2 separate regions of the Homo sapiens genome follow, and region 2 is linked to region 1. The links are chromatin loops, found by intact Hi-C in ENCODE. Cell type or tissue: mammary epithelial cell. All regions are shown on one strand. Each heading gives the region's core, and the rest is flanking DNA. Links, peaks and the distances in the headings are about the cores only. Region 1 overlaps MAP7 (microtubule associated protein 7). Region 2 overlaps MAP7 (microtubule associated protein 7).

What was found. Hi-C counts contacts between places; a loop is a spot of excess contacts. Peaks named below come from ENCODE experiments on the same cell type or tissue, not always from the same donor. Only the 100,000 strongest peaks of a DNase experiment are listed, where the experiment ranks them.
Region 2: it touches region 1 in a loop (1.9-fold over the local background); 1 of 110 quality-filtered maps calls a loop at or near these places.

The regions. Positions count from the first base shown.
Region 1 is chr6:136,437,735-136,443,120 of GRCh38, reverse strand. The region is part of intron 1 of MAP7 (microtubule associated protein 7); the gene reads left to right. Among named protein-coding and RNA genes, the nearest start is that of MAP7, 110 kb to the left of the region's middle. In mammary epithelial cell, for the core only: no CTCF peak of the experiment used is centred there; a DNase peak (open chromatin) is centred at 2,700; H3K27ac peaks cover 2,084 bases.
Region 2 is chr6:136,486,529-136,491,914 of GRCh38, reverse strand. The region is part of intron 1 of MAP7 (microtubule associated protein 7); the gene reads left to right. Among named protein-coding and RNA genes, the nearest start is that of MAP7, 61 kb to the left of the region's middle. In mammary epithelial cell, for the core only: no CTCF peak of the experiment used is centred there; a DNase peak (open chromatin) is centred at 2,394.

The DNA of each region.
Region 1 (5,386 bases), core at 334-5,333:
CCCTAGATTTTACTATTTACTGGGTTAATAAAGGAGCACATATAATTCTAGGGTATACATATTTTAATGTATAAAAATGTGCATTAAATTTTTAACCATATTTAAATATAACCATATTTAAATATACTTATCCTTAGTATGGTTATATTTTCTTGCTAATGCTGTTTTTGATTTATGCATTTAAAAATATTATCCTAAGAAGGGATTCAGCCTGACTTTACCAGGTGCTAGAGGAATCCAAAGCACAAAAACTGTTAAAACCCTTTTGTGGAAAGCCCTTGGATACCCTTAGGAGCATATGTATCCCAGTTTGAAGGCAGATGGTCTAGGGGATGGCTGAAGCCCATCAACAACACCTCTTAAACCATTAGTTTAGGGAACCCAGAACTTTCGTGTTTTGCCAAGCAATGAAAAATGTGAAAAATCACTTTAGCACCTGGGAGATGATTCTAGTTTAAATTCTGTGAGTTGGTGGTTCTAAACCAGAGATGTACATCAAAATCCTTTAGGGAGCCATTTTAAAATACACAGCTGAGCCTAATGCCTCAGGATTGCAGCTCAGCGGGTCTGGGTGGGACCTGGACCACGCTGTGTTAAAAGCCCAAAGGTGATTTTCATACAAACCCTCAAGAACCACTGTTTTAAACAGAAGGGCTTTGAAACCTTGTTTTATAAGAACTATTTTAAGTATGACTTTTTTTTTTTTTTTTTTTTTGGAGACAGAGTCTTACTCTGTCACCCAGGCTGGAGTGCAGTGGTGTGATCTCAGCTCACTGCAACCTCTGCCTCCTGGGTTCAAGCAGTTCTCCTGTCTCAGCCTCCCCGGTAGCTGGGGTTACAGGCATGCACCACCATGTCCGGCTAATTTTTTTGTATTTTTAGTAGTGACGGGGTTTCACCATGTTGGCCAGGCTGGTCTCAAACTTCTGACCTCAAGTGATCCACCTGCCTCGTCCTCCCAAAGTGCTGCAATTACAGGCATGAGTCACCATGCCCAGCCTTAAGTATCGCTTTTTAAAAGTTTTATGTTTGATCCAAAAACTCATGGCAGGAAATTGGGAAGATTTACTTTGTAGTTTGAAATTTGTTTGTTACTGTTGTTGTTGTTGAGACAGGGTCTTGCTGTGTCACCCAGGCTGGAGTGCAGTGGCACCATCACAGCTCACTTGCAGCCTCTACCTCCCAGGCTCAAGCAATCTTCCCACCTCAGCCTCCCAAGTAACTGAGACAACAGGCATGCACCACCATGCCCAACTAATTTTATTTTTTGTAGAGACAGGGTCTCCCTGTGTTATCCAGGCTGATCTACAATTCCTGGGTTCAAGAAATCCTCCCGCCTCAGCCTTCCAAAGTGTTGGGATTACAGGTTGGAGCCACCACAGCCTGACCTGTAGTTTGGAATTTGTAACCACTCAAAGCATCTTCTGTCATTGGGTGCTCAGGGAGAGGGGTTCTTGACCATCTCTGGGGACCATAAAACTCTGAAGTTTCATGCCCTGGTCTTCAGCTTAAGGGGCTAATAGCTTTCCTGAGATTTGCAAAGGTATGCATGATCAAAAAAGGGGAAGGAAGAATAGCTACCTATATGCTGAAAGAGCAAAATTTAATGGCAAAATGAACAAAAAGATACAATCATTAGACATACTAAGGAAACAGTTACTAAAACACCATTAATTTTATGAGAGAAGTGCTGAACTGTAGCTCTAATTATTTGATTTCGTGAACATTTTCTGCTCTATTATTTCCTGAATTTGTTTTTTTGCAATGTAAACACAGTACCATAGGTAAATGGAGTTGCATATAAGTGGTTTTAATGGTATATATTAGGGAAAAATGATAAAATATTAAAATATACTGCCTCTTAATTTAAAAGCAAAATTATCTTTAAGACTTTAAGCTTATTTTATGCTGCTGGGTATATATCTGCCAGAAATGAAATCAGCATGCGGAAGAGATCTCTCAACTCTGACATTTATTACAGCACTATTCACAACAGCCAAGATATAGAATCAACCGGTGTTCATCAACAGATGAATGGATAAAGAAAATGTCATATTTAATACCCAATGGAATGGTATTGAGCTTTAAAAAATAAGAAAATCCTGTCATTTAGGACAACATGGATGAACCTGGAGGACATTATATTAAGTGAAATACACCAGGCACAGAGAGGTGCCGCATGATCTTGTTGTTATGTGGAGTGTAAAACAGTTGAACTCCTAAGTAGAGAGTAGGATAGAGATTACCAAGAGATTGGGAAGAGAGGAAGTTAGGGGAGGGTTTTTTTTTTTTTAAGACCTTAAATATTTTATTTTTAAGATAAAATAATTTCATCCTAATACTGGGCTCTCCGGCATTTGAGAGTATTATATCCTTGGACCTCCATCCTCTGCTCACTGTCATAATTCTTAGATCTTAATTCTTACTAAAGTTTTATTTTCATCTTCTAAAATTACAAAGCAGTAAACATGTAATATACAAAATGTATAGTTTCCTCCTTGCAACAAGTGAGAAAAAAATCCTATTTTAACAAAAAGCATTTTTAAGTGAGTAAAGATGCAATTTTTCATTTACAAAATAAGTTAATAGGTTTTCTAGTTGGGTTTATAAAAAGCTGATGCATATCCTGTTCTTTTTCCCTATGACTGATGACATAACTTCTGCTTTTGTTCATGATGCCCTCTCCTTGGCAAGGAGTGCCTCCCACCCACATACCTACTCACTCTTTAGGACCAGCTCAGATGTCACCTATTCCAGGAAGCCTCCCTTACCTGTCTCTGTGTTCCCGTAGAGATCTCTATCACAGTACTTACTACATTACGTTTTAATTATGTATTTCTATGTGTGTCTGCCTTGGAAGACTTCAACCTCAGTATGATTATCTTTGTATTATTAATGTCTGGAACAGTGACTGCTCATTAAATATTGTGCTGAGTGATTATATTCATAGTCACCCGGCTCACACCTCCCACCCGTTTGTCATTGTACTTGTCTGTGATCATGCTACAGAATTCTGTTGTGGGTGAACTCACCCAGCAGCACAGCTATGGTGCTTTGGCCTTCAAGCTCCTGCTCTAGCCAACCAAGCTAACCTGCCCAGCTTTGGCCAGCAGCTCATTGTAATAAACTGAGTTCAAATGGAACCCAGCACTATTAAACTAGCCATCAGCCTAAGACTACCCTTCAAAGAAGGAGCGAGACCGGGCATGAAGTGGGCCCGTGAGCCAGCCACTCCCTGTGTAAATCTGTACTTCAGCTTCTCGCTCTCTTTTCACTGCAGTTTTATTGCTGTCTCACCAAGATTTCCCTTCTTCCAGGCCTTTACTCTTAAAGGAAAAAAAAAAGTTGCTTATCTTTGCTTAATTATTAACATAATACTGGCTTAATTCTGAACTAGGAGATCTCAAACTCTTTATGACAGCCCAGTGAATAAAGTGATGAAGTGGGAAACAAAATGTAGAGGGTCAGAAAGTGCATTTCAGTTTGTAAGATGAAAAAAGAGGGAAGGGTGGTAGAGCTGACTCATGTGACTGTAATTCCTAGAATATAGGAGCAGTGTGGCGTTATTCATCTAAGCGCGTCCTAGAGATTTTATACATCATGCACACATTTTTAGGTATTGTCTTAGACCGTTTATGCTGCTAATAACAAAAACCTGAGACTAGATAATGTAAATAACATAACTTTATTTTCTTGAGTTCTGGGGTCTGAGAAGTTCTAGATCAAGGTGCTAGCCTTCAGCGTCTGGTGAGGGCCTTCTTACTGCATCCTCATATAGTAAAAGGGGCAAAAAGGACAAGAGGACCCCATGCTGTGTCCTCATGTGCAGAAAATATGGGCAAGAAAGGGGCTTAGCTAGTACCCTTGAGCCCTTTTTATAAGGGTACTAATCCCAGCCTCATGACTTAATCACCTGAAGGCCCCACCTCTTAGCACTATCACATTGGGTCATAGGTTGGCAGATACATACATTCAAACCGTATTTTGGTTTGATACATACATTCAAACCATTTTGGCGGATACACACATTCAAACCATAGCAGGTATTAACCTATCAATAGTGCAGTTGAACATAAAATGAAGATCTCACTTCAATGAAACACAAATTAATATGATTTAAAACAGTTGCACATTGTAACTTTCTGAACACCTGTATTCTGTAGCCTGAATTTTGGCAGAGAAAGTGGTTGAAACATTTGTATCTACTATCAAATTACCATGATAATTGTTTATTGTTCTCTCTTCACTTTATACCTTTTAATTAAGCTGGGGGTTGGGGGGAAGGGAGGTGAGAAAGAAAAGGAAGAAAAATACAGTTTTTGTCGCAAGTGGATTTTGTATCATTTTCCTGAAGGTCTTGGTTCTAGAAATTCTGTAGTCTTGGTGACCTGTCAGTTTTTCTTTATAATTAACTGTGACTGTATTGTGTATTCATCAATATTATGAAATATTATGAAATAGTAAAACTCACTGTGACTGTATGCATGCTTGCCCACGCGTGGCTGAACTTTTACAAAGCAGTGAGGGAAGTTCTCCTAGGGTCAGGACAGGTCATCATGGGCACAAGGCCTCTCATTACTTTCTCTCATCAGAAAAAAACAAGTGAGAGAAAAAAAATGCACCTACACTCAGGTTCCTGAACCCCATCTTAGTTCTTCTCCAGATAGCCCAGCAAGTGAGTTTGTCTAATCCCTTTCTCAGGAATGAGCATGATGAATGAAAACCAAGCAAATTCTGGAGTCGAACCAGGTTAGATTCAGACCCTTTCTGACCACTTCTAATTTCTGCCTCTGTGTTTTCAGTGTTAAATGTGGATGCTAATTGCCTGCTTTGCAAGGTGTCTATAGAAATTAGATGTGATTATGTAAAGCTTCTAGCACAATGCCTATTACGATAAATGGTTCTCACAGTTGCTGATGCTGCTGTTACTATGTTTTTTCTCTACAGTAGTTCTGTCTTATTTTCCTTTGAAAGCTGGAGCTGTCTGTGCTTCTCCTATTTTATAGTATCAGTTAAGGGTTTTCAGTGGTGTTTTGGTGTGGTGGAGTTATTTCTTTTACTCAGGGAGCTTTTCTTAGGGAGTTAATCTGATACTATATTAGAGAGAGTAGACTCTCTGTAGACCTTCCTAGGCAAAGTTGAATGAGTATTTGGATGTAGCACATACATGGACACTTCTAGTTAGAATATGAAGCATGAATTTAGGTAGTCATAAAGGTTTATAATAATCTAAAACCAATTACTAAGATTTATAACCAACATTTTGAACATTGAGTAGTATTAGGATAGTTTTTCTAGCTTTTAAAATCAGCCTAAGCTTTTTGGTAAAGTCAAGTTTTGTAAAATGGGTGAAGATTTTTTTTTTCCTAGTGAAATAAGAATTGGC
Region 2 (5,386 bases), core at 143-5,142, 49 kb before region 1:
AGTAGCTCTGGGTGACTATTTGTTATGTAGACTTAATGCATTTATAACATGTTTATTCTGCTGTTTTCCTGTAAATGCCATTCTTTCAGATCAGAATCTGAAACCAAAGAGAGCCAGCCAATCACGTGGGCAGGATTACAGGAGCATCATTTTAATGTATTGACTTTTCAGTCTATTTCTGTATTTAAATCTAGGATTTCCATTCAATCAATATAACCCACTAATTGAGTGTTAGACTCACATTATAAAAATGATTTTGAAAAGAAAATAAGATAGGAGAGATTATAGTAAAGCTCTACTTTTATTATGTTTTATTCTTCAGTTTTGTTCCTTGCACAGGGATACAGGTTTGCCCACAGGGTGGTGGTTCTTCATCTCTGCTGCTGTGTGAGTAATGGCTGCCCACCGCCTGAAGTAGTTGTCATGATAAACCGGGTGATGCCATTGAACAGACTGGGTTTGGGCACCACAGGGTGAGAAATCTAGGTCACTAGTCATAAACAGCTTTGTCCTAGGAAGAAGAGGCTTGCTGGTTGTCATCTGTCTTTGCACAAACAGCTCATCCTGGCACTTAAAATCATTGGCATAAATTGGGTCAGATATTAGATTGAATTATATGAAATTGCCCTACTTGTCCATTTTTGACCTAACATGACAATTTCATGTTGTTCAGCTTAACACAAAGTACAATGAAGAAAACCTGTTCAAATGTTAGTCTCTTATGGTGTAATTTTTACATTTTTTAATTAAAAAAATGCTACCAGTTAAAAACAGGTTTAATAGTCTGTGAGAATTTATATAGTTAACACCTTTCACTTTCAGAAGCATCATTATTCTAGGCAGAAATGACATAGGAGAGTAGAGATGGATTCTAGGACTTCATAAAAAAGTTCAAAGACATCACAAAGTCCTAACAACAGTAATGCCAAAGTCTTTGCAGCATGAAGTCTGCATCTGAAAGAGGAGTGATTATGGGGAGAAGGGAAAGGGATTTTTGGGGGATAAGATGAGCTCTGGAGGGGATGTAGGATGAGAGTCTACAGGCAAGGGCCTGTCAGACAGACCTATAGGTGTGAGAGAGCGGGACTCAGGCCCACAGAAGCAGTGATGATGGGAATATACCTTAGTGCCGAGCTTGGCTCATCTTCCAAGCAGCACAGGTAGGTAGCTGGGGAGACAGGCACATATGTTTTTCCACTTCCACTTATCCCAAAAGGATGAATTCAGACTCACACCCTGAAAGATCATGCTATGTGCTGACGTCTGAAATCAGGTACCTGAGGGATCCCATTTTTGCTTTGCTACTAGAGAAGTAAAATTCAAATGTCCTAAAGAAGCAATTCATGTGTTGGTTGATAATATTGAATTGTAGTCAACTTAATAATTAGAGTGAGAAAACACTCATCAGATCCTTTGTGGCTTGAATTATTGAGAAAAGGGCATTAAGAGTGTACTGAATCAAAAAACAGGTGATGAGGTGTGAGAATAATATGAGAGCATGATAACCAGCTAAGTTTAACTAAGATCATACAGTATCTTAATGACATCGTTTGGCATATTTGTATCATTAAAACAATATAGTAAGTATGATGGAAGTGGCTTTTCCTTGGATCTTGTATTTGTCATAACTAAATTATATTATTAAGATTTTATTCAGCTACTTAAGAAAATCTTCCTGATGGCTTTTAAGTGTGATGTTCCTGAATCTTATAATAATGATTTTCTATTCTTGGCTCTTTGGGTTGCTTCTGCCACTTCTATTTTGAAAGAACTTAATAATAACCACAGGGTTAATAATAACAGCATGTGATTGTTGAAGGCTTAATGGCTAGAGCATTTCATTGTGACTTTTCATGTAGACATAGAAGGATTTTTTACTTTTTACAAACTCACAGGCTATCTTGTGCCAGCTTATATATATATCTGGAAGAGGAATTGTATATATTTGGCTGACTTCAGTTCACAAGTGTCTTATGAATCTCTGTGGCAAATTGATATATCCATCCATGGTAGAAGGCAGGAGACTGCCATGGGGATTTGTCTCCAGGATCATCAAGGTCCTCAGTATAAGAAACCTGATGTTACAGGCCAGGTGCGGTGACTCACGCCTGTAATCCCAGCACTTTAGGAGGCCAAGGTGGGTGGATCACCTGGGGTCAGGAGTTCAAGACCAGCCCGGCCAACATGGTGAAACCCTGTCTCTACTGAAAATTATAAAAATTAGCTGGATGTGGTGGCACGTGCCTGTAGTCCCAGCTACTCAGGAGGCTGAGACACAAGACTCACTTGAACCCAGGAAGCAAAGGTTGCAGTGAGCTCAGATTGCGCCACTGCACTCCAGCCTGGGTGACAGAGCGAGAGTCTGCCAAAAAAAAAAAAAAAAAAAAAGAAACCTGATGTTACAGAGCATTGTAATGAGGTAAGAATTTCCTAGAGTATATTGTTGCCAAATAAACTAAATAAATAGTATGAAGAGGTAAGACAAAGTTACAGGCCTAGGCAAGAATGGAAAAGAAAAAAAGGAATCATTAATGTTCGGGATAAAAGGACAGATATTAATCGAGTATTTGCTGGTTAATAGCAAAAGAAACATACTTTTTTTTCTAGCTGAGGATTTTCATGAGTTGTTTTTCAGGATACAAGCGAATTTATACAATTCCTTACCTGTCAGTACAACATGCATTGGTTCCCCTTCCCCCCAACAGATGGCAAGGTGAATTATGAAATCTCATAAAAAAAAAATACAACTAGTCTACTCTTGGAAGGTAGAGATATGTCCTTATTTGAAATGGTTTGCGGTGTTTTTCAAGGAGATGAGCACCTACTGATCTCTTTCTGTGCCTATTAAAACCAGAAATCGGAGCTGGATGTGGTGGGCACCTCTGTAGTCTCAGCTGCTTGGGAGGATTGCTTGAGCTCAGGAATTTGAGGCCAGCCTAGGCAACATAGTAAAACCACTGTCCCTAAAAAACACATTTTTAAAATAATAAACATCAGAAATTGGTAAAAACATTGCAAAAAAGAGGGATGGTGAGGGTAAGCATTGTCTGTTTGGGGATTGAGATTATGCCTAAAATTTTAAGATTCCTAACGATGACTTGCATGTGTTTCCTATTATGTGCTATTAGTTATTTCTCATTGCATCTAAGAACTTTATTAAGAAGTACCTAGCGGCCAGGCATGGTGGCTCATGCCTGTAATCCCAGCATTTTGGGATACCAAGGCAGGCAGATCACGAGATCAAGAGATCAAGACCATCCTGGCCAACATGGTGAAACCCCATCTCTACTAAAAATACAAAAATTAGCTGGGCGTGGTGGCGGGTGCCTGTAGTCCCAGCTACTCGGGAGGCTGAGGCAGGAGAATCGCTTAAACCCAGGAGGCGGAGGTTGCAGTGAGCCAAGATCGCACCACCACTCTCCAGCCTGGCAACAGAGCAAGACTCCGTCTCAAAAAAAAAAAAAAAAAAAGTACCTAGCATGGCACATAGCAAGAATCAATATTTTGTTGCTTTACTGGAGGAGACACTATTATTTTTTCTTTTATAAACAAAAGTAGAATTTTGTGTGATAAGTTTTTTCTTGGAGCATATTGTCTTCATAAAATAAACATGGAAAACATATTGTTTTCTTCTCCTACAGTTGATACCCAAAAAAAGCTTTGTGAAATAATGCCAAGATAGTGTCACTACTACCATAAAACTTTAAAAAGTGAATAAAAATGTGAGAGAAGTTAACACTTAGCATATGGTTTTTCCCAAAACTGGAAAAGCTTGTACAAGAATATTATCTAGAAACTACTTAAAACTTTAAAAAGTGACTTTGAAAAGAAAATCGTCATAGAAATTTGCCTTTTGTAAGATGTTACAATTAGCTAAATATGAACATAATGTGAAAGTAAATAAAGCATAAGCCGCCCTTTCGCAATAATACTGTCCTTTTGAAATTTTTTGAGAGGCCCTTTTCCCAGAATAAGTATGACTCTTAACAGAGGACTTTCCGCTCTGTATATTAGCGTATGAAGTGCGTGTCCATGTTAATGGTCCAACTTCAAGCATCTTTTGTGCCATCATTAACAACTGGAACACAGAAAATTGTGAACAGAAATCGCCTCTAGACATCTCTCAGTTGTTAACTGCCTAAATATTGTGAATGTAACATGCATTTTTCTGATGAGAAAAGAAATACAATTTTTTTTTTTTTCCTGGAGATCAAGTCATGCTCTGTCTCCCAGGTGGGAGCTCAGTCGCACGCTCATAGCTCATTGCAGCCTCGAACTCCTGGGCTTAAGCAATCCTCCCTGCTCAGCCTCTTGAATATCTGGGACTACAAGCACACACCACCATGCCTGGCTAATTTTTTTTTTCTTTAAATTTTTGCAGAAACGGGATCTCGCTATGTTACCCAGGATTCCTGGCCTCAAGCAGTCCTTCCACCTTGGTCTCCCAAAGTGCTGGGATTACAGGTGTGAGCCACTGCACCTGGCCATATTTATTTAGAAAGTAAAAAAATTTAAATTGTTTCTAAATCATCTATAATCCCTACCATCTCTGTATAACTATGTCAACATTTTGGTATTTATTATTCTGGTCTTTATAAACTCTATCGTATGTGTGTGTTTACAAATCTGGCATATCATTACATATATGATTTTACAACCCATTTTCTTTACAGTTTACAGCAGAAGCATTTTTGAAACATTCTTCTGCAATGGTTAAGATGGGTATCCACTTATTTAGGATTTCTTCATTAAGGATTCAAACATACTTTTCCACCTCTCCCCACCACTTGTCAATGTCATGGGCAAAGAAATGGTGGTTTATTTTATGTTTTTGATTTTTCAATCCTGCCCCTTCCATAGGTGGTTTATGTTTTAGTTTGCATTTATTTGATTACTGGTGATGTTACATATTTTGTATACTTGTTAGCACTTTCCTTTCTTTTGTCAATTACATATTTCTTCTGACATTTTTATTGGGATGTTTAACCTTTTATAAATAAAGTTTACTTACCTTTTGTCAAATGTGTTATAGATACTTTTCCATTTTAACATTTGCCATTTTGTTTATTTAAATTTTTGTTGTTTTGAGAATGATGATTTCAGATATCTTCCTATTACAGAGAGTTGATTTTGGGATAGCCTTAGGTGGTTCAATCAGATCCGCACCAAAATGGTTTCAAATACCCAAGTGACCTGTAAACTGTAAATTCACAAGACCCAATGAACCCTAAGGTCTGAGCTCTGGGGCATAACCACAGCCTCAAAGCTAGGGCAGGATTAAGCCAGCTCAGATGCACTCAGCCTGCAGAATCTAACTAGGTCAGTCTGCTGTGGCTCTCTGAGATTGTGGGGCTATTTTTGTCAGTGTCTCTTCTGCCTATGAAAA